2 separate regions of the Mus musculus genome follow, and region 1 is linked to region 2. The links are chromatin loops, found by intact Hi-C in ENCODE. Cell type or tissue: left cerebral cortex. All regions are shown on one strand.

Region 1 (8,000 bases), 71 kb before region 2:
TTAAGTTCTTTTCCTGGCAAGATGGCTTCAGCAGTTAAGAGTACTGACTGCTCTTTGAGAGGACCCCAGGTTGGATCTCCAGCACACACATGGTAACTCATAACCTTCTAGAACTCCAGTCTCAAGGAGACCCAACACTTCATCTGGCCTCCATGGATACTGCATGCTTGTGATGCACAGACATACACACAGGCAAAACACTTAAGCACATAAAAATATAACATAGCTCAAATCAGCCCCCAATTCTTTAAAAGATCTCTTCCTCTCATTTTGTAATCCTCTTTCAAGTTTTGTGACCTATACACACACATGCTTACTCACACCCATGTACAACATACACACATACCAACACCAATACGTATAACTGTAAATCTAGAGTCTATGCAGAAAAGAAAATGCCATCTATCCTTCTGAGTCTGGCTTGTTTCTCTGAAAACAGTGATGCCCATTTCCATCCATTTTCCAGCAGATGCTATGATTAGAATTTCCTTTATGGGTACATAACATCCCACTGTGTGTAAGTACCATGATTTTTGGTTTCATTTCCTTACTATTGTGAGCAGTGCAGCAGGTAACATGGATGTTCAAGTATCTCTGAGCTGTGCCAACTTAAGAGTCCTCTGGGCACAGATGCGTCCTGTGGTCCTATTTTCGACTTTTTGAGGAATCTCCATCTATCTCCACAATGGCTGCACAAGCTTATGTGCCCCCAGCAGGCAATCAGGGCTCCTCCTCCCCGTGTCCTCCTCGGTATGTGTTGTCATTTGATATTTCAGTCATTCTGACTGGGGTGGGATGGACTCTGAGAGCAGGCTCAGTTTTCATTTCCCTGATGGCTGAGGGCGCTGGACACTTTAAAAAGTATCTATTGACCATTGCTCGTTCTTCTCTTGAGAGCTGTCTCCTTAGCTCACCGGTTCATTTATTGACCAGATGGTTCTGTTTCACTTTTACAGCTTTTTACGTATCCCAGATATTAATTCCTTGTCTGATGCATAGTTGGAAAAGGTTTTCTCCCATTCTGTGGGCTCTCTCTTCTGGAAGTTTCCTTTACTATGTGAAATCCTTTTAGTCTCATAAATACTGTGTGTTAACTGTTGACACTGCTTTTTTTCCTATACAGTCCCTTTCAGACCATCCTGGCCATTGCCTATGTCTTTAAGTATTTCCCAATCCTATTCCTCTAGCTATTTTCAACATCCTGGGTCTTACATTAAGGTCTTTGATCAGTTGTGAATGGATTTGTGTGCAAGGTGAGAGATCCATGTGTCTTAGTTAGGATTTAATTGCTGTGAACAGACACCGTGACCACAGCAACTCTTTAATTTAATTATCATTTAATTGGTGCTGGTTTACAGTTTCAGAGGTTCAGTCCATTACTGTCATGGCAGGAAGCATAACAGCGTGCAGGCAGACATGGTTCTGGAGAAGCCCAGAGTTCTACATATTGATCTGCACCTAGCAGGTGACTGTATCACTGGATATAGATTGAGCGTATATGACCTCAAAGTCCGCCTCCCCAGTGACACACTTCCTCTAACAAGGCCACACCTCTTCCAATACAACCACACCTCCTAATAGTGCCACTCCCTAAGGCCAAGCATTCAAACCCATGAACCACACATCTGGCTTCATTCTTCGACCTTGGACTACCCATGTTCCTAGCACCATTTGTTTCAGAGGCTCCTTTTGTTTTGTAAGAATGTTTAAATTTATTAAGTTATTTTCTGAGTGTGTGTGTGAGGGTGTGTATGCCATGGCATGCCACAGCATGCATGCAGAGGTCGGAAGACAACATGAAGGAGGGAGCTAGTTGGTTCTCTCCTTCAACCACGTGGGTCGCAGGGATCAAATTCAGGTTGTCCGGCTTGGTGGTCCTCCAGTGTTGACAGCTTTGTTTGACAGAATGTGATGGTGACCACAGTGTGAGCTTATTTGTGGGTACTCTGTTCTGTTCCACTGATCAGTATGTCTGTGTTTACGCCAGTGCTGTGTTTTGTTACTATGGCTCTGTATTGTATTTTGAGATCAGGCATTGCGATGCCTTCTTTCTACCTAGGATTTCTTCGGCTAGCCAGGATCGCGTGTACTTCCCTGTGAACTTTAGGATTTTTTCCCCCCTACTTCTGTGAAGAATGTCATTAGGATTTTCATGGAGATTACTTTTGGACATACAATAATTTTCACAATACTATTTCTGCCAAATCCATGAGCATGTGAGGTTTTCCCACATCTTTTAGTCTCTGCTCTGATATTTTTTTTCACTGTCTGTAAGGTCTCAGTATGAAAGTCTTTTTCCTGCCAGGCTGGGAGTTGGCTCAGCAGTTGGGAGCACTTCCAGAGGACTGGGGTTCAATTGCTAGCCCCTACATGGCTAACAGCCATCTGAAATTCTACTTCTAAGAGATCTAACACCCTCTTCTGGTCTCTGCAGGCATCAGGCACAGTGTGTACAGACACACATGCAGAGAAAACACACGTACACAGAATATTTTTAAAAACATGTTTAAAAGATTTTTATGTCTCTGGTTAGGTTAGTTGCTAGAGGTTTGGGTGGATTTGGCTGGTTTGTGTTTGTCTTTCTTTTTCTTTCTTTCTTTTTTTTTTTTTTTTTTTTGTTGTTGTTGTTGTTGTTGTTGTTTGTTAGTTTAGCAACTGTGAGTGGACTTTTTTTCCTGATTCCTTTCTCAGCAACTTTTTTTGTAGAAAAACTACTTTCCTCTCCTGTTGTATCTTACCATCTGGCTGAAAGCACTTATCATATTCATGAGTTTGATTTTAGAATCTGTAAGAGTATTTGAAATATAAGAATTGTGTGCTCTGCAAATAGGGATAATATGACTTGTTTTCCCACTTGCATCCCTTGTATTTCTTGTAGCATCGCTCTAAGGCTTTGAGTGCTATATTTAAAGAGTGGCAAGACTGACCCCCTGACTTTTCCCTGCATTAGAGGACCTGCTCTGTGTTTACCATTAGTGTTGGCTACCGCTTTGTCATGTGTGACCTTTATTGTGTTGAGATTTCTTCTTTTTATTCCTAGTTTCTTGAAGCCATTTTAAATCTTTTTAAAATTTTTATGTCTATGGGTATTTTGGCTGTATGTATATCTGTGCATCATATGCATACAGTGCTGGGGGTGGGGGGGCAGAAGAGGGCATTAGATCCCTGGGACTGGAACAATTACAAGCCACCATGTCAGTGCTGGGAATTGAACCCAAGTCCCTAGAAGAGCAGCCAGTGTTCCTAACTACCGAGCCATTTCTCTGGTCCTTCGGAGGCTTTTTACTATGAAGGGATGTAGAACTTTGTCAAATGCCTTTTCTGCTGTGAGATGACCAGGTAATTTCTAACCTTAAGCTTATTTACATGCTGGGTTTCATTTACTGATTTGTGTACGTCGAGTCAATCTCGTGTCTCTGGAACAAAGCCATCTGTTCATAGTGCATGATCTTAATGCAGTACTGCATTTGGCTCACAAGATCTTATCGTGAACTTCTGCATCTTCATTCACTGGAGAAACTGTCACATAGTTTTCCTTCTTTCTTGTATCCTCATCCAGCTTTGCTATCAGGGCAATTGTGGTTCCATAGAATGGGTTTGATGGTGTCCCTTCTCCTTTTAGTTTAAGAAACAGTTTGGGGAGCATTGGGGGTAACTTTTGAAAGATTTAGGGAGATTTATTACTGCCTTGAATGGTTATTAGGGACCTGCTTGTGTATTTATATTTGGTTTAATTAAAACTTTTTTCCTGCCGGGTGTGGTGGCGCATGCCTTTAATCCCAGCACTTGGGAGGCAGAGGCAGAGGCAGGCGGATTTCTGAGTTCGAGGCCAGCCTGGTCTACAAAGTGAGTTCCAGGTCAGCCAGGGCTATACAGAGAAACCCTGTCTTGACAAAGCAACAACAACAACAAAAACCCTTTTATCCTTTTGATTTCTTCATTGCTCTATTAATTATTCAAGAGAACATACCTAGTTCCCTTGTACAGTTTCTAAAGTTCCCCTTGTTCCCAGTTTCTAGTACTATTCTACTATCACTAACAGAGGAGGCATATAAAGTTACAAATTCATACACTGAATAGCTCAAAGATCTTCACAGGGCAGCATTTTAAAACATCCCTGTGATACAACAGGGTTTATAGTAGGAAACTGTAGTTGCTACCGTTCCCCTTGTTCCCAGTTTCTAGTATTTCTCTGCTATTCCTAACAGAGGAGGTGTATACTTCTCCTCACCATCGGCCTCTTCCTCATTTTAAGTATTTTCATGTGTACCTTGTTATTTGTACATCCTTATAAAAATTGTACATTATAAACTTATACATTTAATTGTGATATTTCATGTATTAACATACTTTGGTTATAAGATTTTACTTGTTTAATTTTTGAGACTTATTTTGTGGCCTAAAGTAGTCTGTGCTAGACAATGTTCCCTGTGTGATGAGAAGAATATACATTCCACAGCTCTTGGATGTCATGTGTTGTACCATGCTTAGTCTTAGGCAAATGTGTGAGAAGCAGCAGAGTGTAATGTCCTGTAAATGGCTGGTTTGTTTAGTCTATAGTATAATTTAACCCTAGCATTCTTTGCTGCTTTATGTTACGATAGCTTTGGGTTCTTCATCAGTCTGTTGTTGAAAGTGGGTACATATTCTCTCCAAGAGTCAGAGTATTAGCATTCATCTCTTCTTACAGAGCTAATCATGTCTTCAAGAGGACGGGGAAAGGGAAAGAGGCTAAGGAGGCCGGGGAGGAGACCCATCATCGATCGGCAGGAGATGAAGTGAAGGGGATACAGCATGTGTCAGGTGACCAGGAAACAAAAATGACTGAAAAGCACTCAGTCTGCATGGATGGTTTGGATGCATGGTGGGTCCAATGGCAGGATGGATGGACGGACAGATATAAGCAAGAAAGAGAGGCTGCTCGAAAGTAAAGGAGAACCTGGATGTCACAGGAAATCCAGCAAGGCAGGAGATCCAGATCTGACCCACAGAATGGGTTAGGGAGTCCCAGGGATAAGAAGCCAGAGACTCCCCTGTTGAGCTTCCAGCTCTGTGGGTCAGGCAGGCTATGCTGGGAACTTCCACAGAAACATTCTCGTGTAGGAAGAGAAAGGAGACTGGAATGACAGGTTCTCTGGCTGCTGAGAAGGGCAAAGAGGCCCTGTGTATGCCAAAAGATAAATGGCACACACTGAGTGGTAAGGGGCCAAAAGATCCAGGACAGGTGACAGGAGAGGGTGAAGTAGAGGCTTTTGTATCTTTGGGGGGGGGGAGGCTGAAGGGGGGGGGCGATTTGCAAATGGGAAAAGCACCAAGAAAGGAGGGACCCAAGAGATGGCACTTACTTAAAACACAGTGGTAGACATAGAACATTTCTTTCAGCAACTGCCAACAGCTTGCTAGCTTTGGACAGCCAGATTTCATAAACTTCCTGCAGAAACTCCTCCTCCATTCTTTCTCACCGCTGTCCTCCTCATACAGGCTGTTCTTGAATCACAGATTAAAGGCTGTCGGCCGCAAATAGCTCCTCTCCCACGTCCCACGTAGCTCCCGCGTAGCTCATGTGAGTTCGCTTATCTGCATAGCCTTCCGTTATCTTGGATGCCCAGCTCTCTGGCCCTTACATCCGTTTTCTCCCTTTCATCTATTCTTACCCTTGACATGCTCCAATCCTTTTGCGGCTGCCCTCTCTTCCCCTTACCGTCCCTGTTATGGCCAGCCCCGCCCTCTTTTCCCTCCCACCTCCTTTGTGACCTGCTACATGTTGTCCCTTCACAGCTGGATTTCCACACAGCTGCTATTCCGGGGCCAGTTCTGTCTCCTGCTTTGTGCCAGGAACCTGAGTATCAAGTTAGCTTAGCACACTTAAAAGCCACTTCATCTGTTGGTGAACTTGTCCCAGATGAAACCCAAGAACATAGTGGGTCTTTAGGCTGACTGCATGACACCGGGTCATAGATCTGCTTCGTCCTTGCTGGTGGAGTATCTGAAGCAATTATGATTAACCCTTCCCAAGTGGGTCTCTAGCCTTACCCTAACCTAGCCCTGATCGAGACTCTTTCGTTCTTTATTAGTGGCTTGGGGTGGTTTTACTAAGCCTTAACTTTGTACACAAGCACCCCCCCCCCATCACCTTAGGGTCCCTCTTGGTTTTGTTTTTTGTTTTGTTGTTGTTTTTGGTTTTTTTGTTTTTGTTTCGAGATAGGATTTATCTGTGTAGCTCTGGCTGTCCTGGAACTCACGCTGTAGACCATGCTGGCCTCGAACTCAGAAATCCACCTGCCTCTGCCTCCCAAGGGCTGGGATTAAAGGCATTCACCACCACTACCTGGCCTTTGGGTTGTATTGTAATAAGAATTCTTGATTGTAAAAACTGTTGTTTTGAGTTGCTGACTGAAGGTTTGTAAAAACATCATGAAATTGGGGCTGACATTACAGACTACAATAAGTTTAACTGCATTTACGTTGCCTTGACATTGGACTTGGTATTTTAAAACATTTGGGGGGATGTGGGTGGGTGCCACACATGCATATGGAGGTCAGAGGACAACCCTTGAAAGCTGGCTTTCTCCTCCTTCCATCCATGATCTGTCAAAGATCAAACTCTGGTTGTCCGGCTTAGCAGTAAGACCTTCACCCACCAAGCTGTCTCACCCACCCAGGGTTGGTATAAATAACCCAGAGATGATTTAACGTTTATGGGAGGACCGTGTAGGTGCTGTGGTATACCCTCCATTTTACAGAGGGGACCTGAGCATCCATGGGCTTAAGCGCATGTGTGGATGCTGGATCAAATCCCCCCTTGGATACCAAGGGACTATAATTGCCTGAGAAAGCCTCCCTTGAGTGACTTATCCTATTTTCACAGATGGCTAGAGGGAAAGAGTGTGGTTTGATCTGTATGTAATTAGCAGATAAAGGTATTTCTGTAATTAGTACAACATTTGAGAGGAAGCCCAAGCAACCAGGTCAGATTCCGTGGCGTTATCTTGCAGACCTGTGGTTGAGCCTCAGTCATCGCTGAAGTCACCCCTCAGGAATTTACCCAGCAGATGCAGACTGAGAGATAACAGTCAAAGGAAGCCTGACTTGAACAAGCAGGCAAAGGCATTTGAAGGGCTTTAACTGGCACCGATTTCTTAGAGCAGTGTTTGGTTCTAGCGAGCTGCAAAGCTGTGTGTGTTTGTGACTTGGCGCCAACCCTGTGGAAGGGTGTGTCCTTTCTGTCTCATCTAGATCTCTTGAACCGTCTTTCAATGGGAGCAAAGTCCAGAGAGCCCCAGGCAAAGGGACCTTTCCCACTCAGGGAAAGAACAAGGCAGATGTGGCTCAGTTAGTGGGACCTTATTGCTTACATTAAGGCGATGCTATTTCTCCCACCTTAATAAAATTTCTTCATACTTTGCATACATGTAATTCATCATAAAATACGTCAGTCATTTCGTTTTTCAAATGGAGCCAACCAGACTTGTCATGATAGGTTCTAAAATACATGAGATTTAAAACAACACTAAACAAAATCCCAGCACTTGAGAGGCAGAGGCAAGTAAATTTACTTGGTTGCATAGTGAGTTTCAGGACAGGTACTCAAACTCACTATGTACAGACTGCCAGAAAAAAAAAAAGGAAGGGAAACTAGAAGGTGGGTCTGTTTATGGGTTGGGATGCGTTGACAGACAGACATGAGAGGATATGTGAAGTTCTCTTGACCCATGAGGAGCCTAGATGGCATGCTGAGAAACCGGCCATTGCATTGAGCAGTCACCGGCCATTGCATTGAGCAGTCGCCAGGAGCCTGGAAGCCATCCCAATCCATGATTCCACAAGACGCAGAACAGATTGAGCATGCCTTGTCCCCACCTGAGCCTGTGTATTTCTGAGTCTAGAGATTCTTGCTTCACCTTCTGATTTGGTGGGATTTGGGGATACGTGAATAATGGTCGAGCATCTCTAATCTGAAAACCCGAAGTCCAAATGTTGCAGAGTCCATTATGTTGACA
Region 2 (8,000 bases):
ATACTCAAGACAATATGAGTGGATGAATTAAGGGACATAAAACTAAGTGACACAGCCAAACCCCAAAAGACATATACAGTGCTTACAGGTGAGGTTACAGTGAGTCAGCCTCCTAGGAAGAGTAGAAAGGGTGTTCCCAGAGGCTGGGGGATAAGAGGAGGGATGGGACAAAGGGGAGAGGCTGCTCAAAGAAGCAAAGCTCCCTCTAGACTGGAGGAGTAAGATGGTGATTGGAGAAGAGACAGCTTTTAACAAGTGATGGAGGTAATATATATGTGTGTGTGTGTGTGTGTGTGTGTGTGTGTATGTGTATGTATATATATGTATATATACACACATATACATATATATGTATATACACATATATATACATATATATACACACATGTACATAATAATGTGTATGTATACATAATATATACATACATATATACATAATAATACATATATACATATATACATAATAATACATATATACATATACATATATACACAATAATACATATATACATTATATATATATATACATAATAACTTTGTCAGGAGGAAAAGGTCAGATATATACATGAATGTATGTATGCATGTATGTATGTGTGTGTGTATATATATATCTTGATTATAATTCAAATATCAATCCTGCTATGACAGCACTGCTGTCAGTTACAGGGTGACATGGGGACACCTGCAAACGTGAACAGAAACTAATCACAGTAAAAGCAGTAGGCTCAGCAGCTGCCACAGGTGGCACGGGTGAGTAGAGGGGACAGCAGCTCACATTCCAGTGTCCCTGGCTGGCAGCTTTCCGATCTTAGCAGACACACAGCAGATCCTGTCCTCCCAGGGGCCAGACTCCCTGACAGTCTGGTTGAGGAATGGTTGAGGACCATTTCTTCTCACATTTGAGTGAAGAGGAAATAATATGCATCGAAATGAGATCTCCAGGTCACCCTGGCTGTGCTCTCTCCCTTTCGGCCGCCTTAGTGATGCTCTGTGCTTGCGTTGTGCTCTTAATCTGAAGAGACCAAGATCCTGCCTGATTTGTCCCTATATTCAAATAGTCACAGAATTAAAATGGTCTAAGCTGTTGCTGCATATATTTCAGAACCAAGGGCATGTATCTCATGTCCTTTAGCAGTGACTGGTTTCTGTAGTCTCAAATCCATGGCTCAGAAATCAAGAAAAGACTATTACAGCCAAAGAGCAGGAGGGGGAGAGAGCAGGGTCTGGACTCTCGCTACCCCGGCCTGCTTTAAAATAAACAGCAGCATCCTTGTGGGGTATTTTTTACAGAATCAAGAGGTTTAGTCTACAGCAAGGAATCCTCATGGCTCTGGACAACATCTCAAACACATGTCTGAGCTTAAAGGGACCAGCAATGTCAGGCCACAGGTGTGTCCATATGTCCCTCAGCAGAGCATGTGACCCTCTGGAGCTTCACACCACTGTGTGGATCTGATCACTCAAGACAGCATCTCTTGAGAGTGGCAGAAATGGAAGCCATGTTAGAAGATGTGTGCAGGTGAGGAGGAGGACCAGGGGCTCAAAGTTATCCTCAACTGTATGATGAGTTTAAGGCCAGTGTGTGTTCCAATGAGACTCTTCCTGAAGAAGAGGAGGGGCAAGAGGAGGAGGAGGAGGAGGGAGAGGAAGAGGAGAAGCAGGAGGAGGGGAGGAGTGCTAGGTGACAGAAGGGAGGCTGGAGCTATGTTTGCTTGACGGGGTAAAGCAGAAGTGATGAGGGCGAGGACAGGAAGAAGAGGGGATCAAAGCCACCATGCTGGACTCTGTGCCTACTGTCCACTTTGCTGAAAAGCTCAGCTGTGTTCCCGGCCCAATCAGGCCACAAACCAGAGACTAAAGATGCCACAGCCATAAGACTCCAGTCTAGCAGAGACAGGCCTATCAAAGACTTGAATCATCAGTGGAATCTATTTCAAATTATATGCAAAATGGTCAAACATGGGCCAAGTGTGTTGGCACATACCTTTAGTCCCAGCACTCAGGAGGCAAAGGCAGGTGGATCTCTGAGTTGCAGATCAGTCTGAGCTACATAGAAAGTTCCAGATCAGCCAGAACTCTACAGAGCAAGACCCTGTCCTTAACCTAAATAATAAATAAACCAATAAATAGATTTACAAATGAATAATTAGATAAATGAATAACTAAACCAATAAGTAGCTCAAACATGTGTGCATTTGCTGAGGCATCCAAAACTCTGCCCCAAGAACTGCCATGCTAACTGGCCGTGCAGGACCAGAGGAATCAGAGAAGCAAGGTGTGAGGTTAGGGTCAGATGGGGAGCTGATTTGATGACACTGCCATCCTGTGTGGAAGCTGGAATCTGCTGCAGTGCAGGAAGGACGGGCCTTCTGAGGAAGGAAGCCATTCGGCCCAGGAAGAACCTGGGATGCAGGTACAGCCAGACCAGGCCAGGAAGTGGGGGGAATAGTAGCCAAGGGTCTGGCTATGGCCATCTGAGCCTCACAATGACTTCTTTCCTTCCTTCCCTCCTTCCTTCCTTCCAAGATTTTTTTTAAAGATATTTATTTATTTATATGTAAGTACACTGTTGCTATCTTCAGACAATCCAGAAGAGGGCGTCAGATCTCCTTATAGGTGGTTGTGAGCCACCATGTGGTTGCTGGGGTTTGAACTCAGGACCTTCAGAAAAGCAGCCGATGCTCTTTAACTGCTGAGCCATCTCTCCAGCCCTCACGATAATGTTTCTGTGAGCGTGCATGTATGCAGTCATGTGAGTACCTGTGTGTGTGCAAAGGTGTGCGTGCATGTGTATGTACACGGCCATGGAGGCGAGGGGACAAGCTTAGGCGACATTCCTCAGGCATTCTTCATCTTTGCTTTTAAGACAAGAACTCCCACTGGCCTGGATCTCACTCAGTAGCCTAGGCTAGCCAGCCAGCCAGTCCCAGAGACCCAACTGTCCCTACTTCCCTAGCACTAACATCACACATGTGTGACAGCGTGCCTAGCTTTACATGGGTTTGGGGGATCAAACACAGCTCCTGGTGCTTCTTTGGCAAGCACTTTATTAATGGAGCCATCTCCCTGGCCCATCATGGTGACCTACTTAAACAATGCTGTCTGTCGGACACACGCCTGCCATGGGCAGTGGACCACATCTACTCAGCAAATATACATGTGTGTGTCTGGAAGGGAACCCTGTACTTTAGTTGCCCATGGTCTGGCCCACATACTTTATAGAACTAGTTCTCTAGAGAACTTATTTAGGCTTGTGGTTTTAGGAGATTTTCATCCACCATGCTAGAAAGGACATGGTAGAGAGAGACTGGGTCTGTGGCATCAGTATAATGCAGCAGAATATGTCATGGAAACCATTCACCTCATAACCGACCAGGAGGCAGAGACCATGCCAGAACCAGGTACTAAGTTATGGCCTTCAAAGACATACCCTGAGTAAACAGCTTCTACCATGCATGCTCAAGCTCCCCAAACTCTCCCAGCCTCCTATTATAGTGCCATCAGCTGGAGGGGATGAACATTCAAAACATGAGCCTGTTGGGGGCTGCAGGGGGTGGGGGTGGGGGGTGGAGCATTTCAGATTCAAACCAGAACAAGAAAGTAGGATTCTAAGAAACAGAAGTCTGATATGCCATCAGAAACCACATGTGCATGCCAAGTCTTTTTATCATGTCACCACCGGCTATTGCACATCCCTTATCATCACCAGACATTTCTCTGTTCACCTTCTAGCTGCCCGAAGGGGAAGCAACTTCCAGCACTCTGGGGCCATCCAGCATTAGGTGGCAAAGATGAGGAACAAACTCTGAAAGGAAGATTGTTGGAAGCCGTGTGCTAGAACGTTAAGCATTTTAAGATGCTTAAAGTTCACTGATTTAATCGCCATTAGGAAGGACCAGAGAAGATTCAAGATCGAAGACGTGATGGTTGGCAAGGGCTGCTGGGACAAAGTACCACAGCCTCACAGTGCTAGAACCTGGAGATCTAAGAGTCAATGTGGGCCCGTCAAATTCTTCTTGGGAGATATGAAAGGAAAACCATCCTATGCCTCTCCCCAGCTTCTGGAAAGGTTTTTCACTTTTTTATTTTTCTCGTGGAATTGAAAGCAGGACTTTGTGCCTGCTGAAGCAAACGCTCTACAGCTAAGCCACACCCTTATAGCTAAGCCACATCCCCAGCTTTACAGCAAAGCCACACCCCAGCTCTACAGCTAAGCCACACCCAAGCTCTATAGCTAAGCCACACCCCCTATAGCTAAGCCACACCCCCAGCTTTACAGCAAAGTCACACCCCAGCTCTACAGCTAAGCCACACCCTATAGCTAAGCCACACCCAAGCTCTATAGCTAAGCCACACCCCCATAGCTAAGCCACACCCAAGCTCTATAGCTAAGCCACACCCCCATAGCTAAGCCACACGCCCAGCCCAACTCTTAAGTTTTTACACATTAGGTCAGGTGGTCTATCTCTTTCTGTGCCTAGTTGACTTTACTGGACCTACGGTCATGTCTGCTGTCCACATCGCCACACATGGCAGGAATTGCTACTTCTTTATGGCTGAATGCATTCTAGCCAGTATGTACGAGTCTTCTGGGCAAAGTCACTCGGAAGGCATGAAATAGGTGAGGGGAAAAGGTGCATGCAACAACGTACATGAGCCAATGTCACAAGCTAAGTCCTATTTCAGCAGCAGACAAGGTCAGCTAGTTGAAGAAGCACAGAGGACCTGAGGCAGGGGATAAGTGCATTCCATCTTGAAGAGGAGGAGGAAGAGGACGAGGAGGAGGAGGAGGAGGGGGAGGAATATACAGAAACATGGTAGGCCCTTGTATCTGAACTTGATTTCTGCAGTTTCAATATTCATGGCTAACCACAGTCCAAAGATATTACATGGAAAATTCCAGAAATAAACAATTTATGTGAGTTTTAAATTGTGTGCTATGACGAAATCTCACAGCATCCCACTCCATCCCACCCAGGATGTGAGTCACGCCTTTGTCCAGCATATCCACTCTGACTCTGCCACCTGCACCTGTTAGTCACTTGGAGGAAGGGGGCGGGGGGACGGGGCTCAAGTCCCCACCCCCTCACTGTTTTTGGTCTCATTGGTCGTCCACCAAATAAGGATATTGAGAACGATTCTAAAAAGGAAATGGAAGTTTCCAAATGCCATAGCAACACGCAGCCTTCCTCAGAGATGCCAAGAGAGGCAGTGTCTGCTGCCTCCCTGAATGCTGTTCATATTTGGCTGTGATGTTCAACACATCCTCGGGCGATTACGGGCAAAGACAGTGACTTCTGATACTAAACTGCCCTGGAATATACAATCTGTCAGTGCAACCATGGGAGGTGATGGCATCTACCTAGGGTTGGACATGAGAGCCTGGTTGTCCCTCTGATAGGCTCTGGGCACCAAGCTCCCCGCCTGTGGAGAGTGAGCCAAAGTCTCTCTACAGCAGGGCTAATTTTAAATGCTGGGATACAAGGCCTGGTGGAGTGATTCCTTCTGACCTTGGAGAGTCAAACATCGGGGCAACTGGGGGCAACTTGGACCAAACTGTAAGCAAAAAAAGGAATTGCCTGGGGAATCAACAAGACATTCCTCAGCCTACAGTGAGCTTATGTCCTACCCCAGAAAATCATTTATAAACAAAATAGCCTCCTAAGCCCTGAAGTGCACCATTTAGGGTACCTAGCCTAGAAAACATTCTAGCTTAGACCCTGAAAAGATGATCCTGCAGAGTTAAGGTTGTGGGGTTGACCAGGAGCTTTGTTTGTTTGCTACCATGGCTCAGCATCACAAGAGAGACTCGGAGCACTTAACACTACCTGGAGAAGACTACACACCATGATTGTAAGGATGCTTCTTACGAAATGCATACTGCCTTCCTACATAGTAAAGCTTTTAAAAAAAAATCACTAGGTAGAACCATTAAGCCAGACTATCTGTATTGAGACTTGGTTTCTTGTGGTCCACAAAAAATAATATGAGAGCTGGAATGATTGTCAACAGTCCTTGCCACTCTGGGCTCAAATCCCCATCCCCCAACAGAATTCCCATGAGTCCCTAGAGCATTGCTGAGCAACTCTATGGTGAAGTCAAAAGTCATGGCTACTACCTGAAGTATGCTTAACAGAGAGACACTTACACTTGCTCCTTCATGGTCTTGCAGAAATAACACTTCCCAATGTACATAAGGCTGAACTCTGAAGCATTCATAGTTATGGGGCTGCTAAACAATCCTCCAGCGACCCCCAGAGTGAAGCAGAAGGGCAGGCAGGCAGGTGTATGTGTGTCTGTGTGTGTGTGTGTGTGTGCGCATGTATATACACATATCCTGCCACCACTACCACCCTCTAAGCAATTCTGTTCCAGACACCTCCCTCCATGTTCTAGAATGCCCAGCTGGGCCATGATTTCCTTACTGACGTCAGTTCCAGGTGTTTCCCCACCCAGTTTTCAAAAGTGCTGGGGAACCGAACCCAGAGCTTCATGCGTTCTAGGCAAGGGCTCTACCAACAGAGCTCTAGCTCCAGCCCCACAGTCCTAACCCCTAACAAAGCCGACATTCCTATTAGAGCAGGCAGTGACTAAGAATCCACTCGCAACCACTCACAGGATGGCTCAGTTCTCCCAGCTCTTACACGTGACCAGGAGTGTGGAGGACTCTCTACCCAGTTGGTTTGTCACAGATCCAACTCTCATATTACAGACTTGTTTCCTGGAGCTGTTATTGTGGGTCTGTTCTGCTTGAACCATCCCTGGAGTCCTGACTCCCTAATGGAAAGTAAGTGTCCAGCAGACCACTTTTTTCAGGATTTAAGCACAGGGGGCTCGGCCTATTGGTTAGCAAAGGGAACTGTGCACCAGTAGCCAGGTCTCACACCTACAAGCAGACCTGTGCAAGCCACATGGGTGAATCCCTAATCCCAAGACGGGTAGTCATCTTGCCACAGCTTGACATTGTCGGACCTGTGGCTGGTCCAATCTGATGTGAGGCTGTGATGACCACACTTGGGGACCACCTGTGGCAATCCTGGACAGATTGTTAATAGTAAAGTTTCTCAGAAACGGGAGTTGGGGAGGGGGGAAGGAGGGCTTGAAATAAGTTCAGGGTCATTCCCCTGGGAACACAAATGAGGAACAAAAATGAGGTTTAATCTAATGTTCAAAATCTCCTTTGCCGGATGCTCCTAACCCTAGACATGGGAAGGGCTTTGTGTGTACATGTTTGTATATGTGTGTGCTGTATCTATGTGTAAACACATGTATGTGCATATAGAGGCCAGAGGATAATGTTGCGATCTCTCTGTCTATCATCCTCGACCTTATTACTTGAGAGGAGTCACTTACAGACCCTGGAGCTCACTTGTTTTGACTAGACCAACTAACTAGTACATTCTAACTAGTTTTCCTGTCTCTACCCCAATTCCATGAGATCTGAACTGGGGCTCTTGTGCTTGAGTAGCAGGCTATTTACTCACTGAGCCACCTCGCCAACCTTAGAAGGGATGTTGATGCTGGCTGGGCCCTCGGCATGACCCACAGGTCTAGAAGGAAGGGAATGGACACATAGTCCGGGAGAAGCCTGGTTGAGGCAATATCCTGGCTTGACTACCTGGGCCTGGTGAGGTCAAGGAGAAGGGCTGGGAGGTCAGCGATGAGGAACAAGAGGTCAGAAAGATCAGGGACTCTATCAAGGTCAGTCCATCCCGAAAAACAAGGAGTCCCCAGGAGGTGGCTTGGCGCTTAATGTGAGAAGACCTCCTAGGTGCTTAAGGGGTGAAGACCAGAGAAGGACAGAAAACTTCCTGAACATTCTATGTCCTGTGGAAAACTTCCTGAACATTCTATGTCCTGTGGAAAACGATACGCTGCCTCCTCCCATCGGAGTTCACCTCCAATTTTGTGAGTGTGGGTTTGCATCAAAACTACCAAAGGGGGCAGGGGAAATACTCCATTTCCAGGGAACTTTCTGTTGCCTTTGTAAAATGCAGGTT

Evidence for each region. Peaks named below come from ENCODE experiments on the same cell type or tissue, not always from the same donor. Only the 100,000 strongest peaks of a DNase experiment are listed, where the experiment ranks them.
Region 1: a loop joins it to region 2, with 6 times the contacts of the local background. A loop is called at or near these places in 1 of 42 quality-filtered maps.

Annotation. Positions count from the first base shown.
Region 1 is chr13:43,186,351-43,194,350 of GRCm38, forward strand. It overlaps Gm40929 (a long non-coding RNA gene), which reads left to right. Exons shown (of 4, transcript XR_873309.3): 4 at 4,691-5,246. Among named protein-coding and RNA genes, the nearest start is that of Gm40929, 19 kb to the left of the region's middle. In left cerebral cortex, no CTCF peak of the experiment used is centred here; DNase peaks (open chromatin) are centred at 5,134 and 5,491; H3K27ac peaks cover 1,419 bases.
Region 2 is chr13:43,257,212-43,265,211 of GRCm38, forward strand. The region is part of intron 1 of Gfod1 (glucose-fructose oxidoreductase domain containing 1); the gene reads right to left. LOC115488162 (a long non-coding RNA gene) reads right to left here. Exons shown (of 2, transcript XR_003950633.1): 1 at 1-8,000. Among named protein-coding and RNA genes, the nearest start is that of Gfod1, 43 kb to the right of the region's middle. In left cerebral cortex, a CTCF peak has its summit at 2,600 (motif pointing right); DNase peaks (open chromatin) are centred at 4,256, 4,377, 4,382, 5,104 and 1 more place; H3K27ac peaks cover 5,806 bases.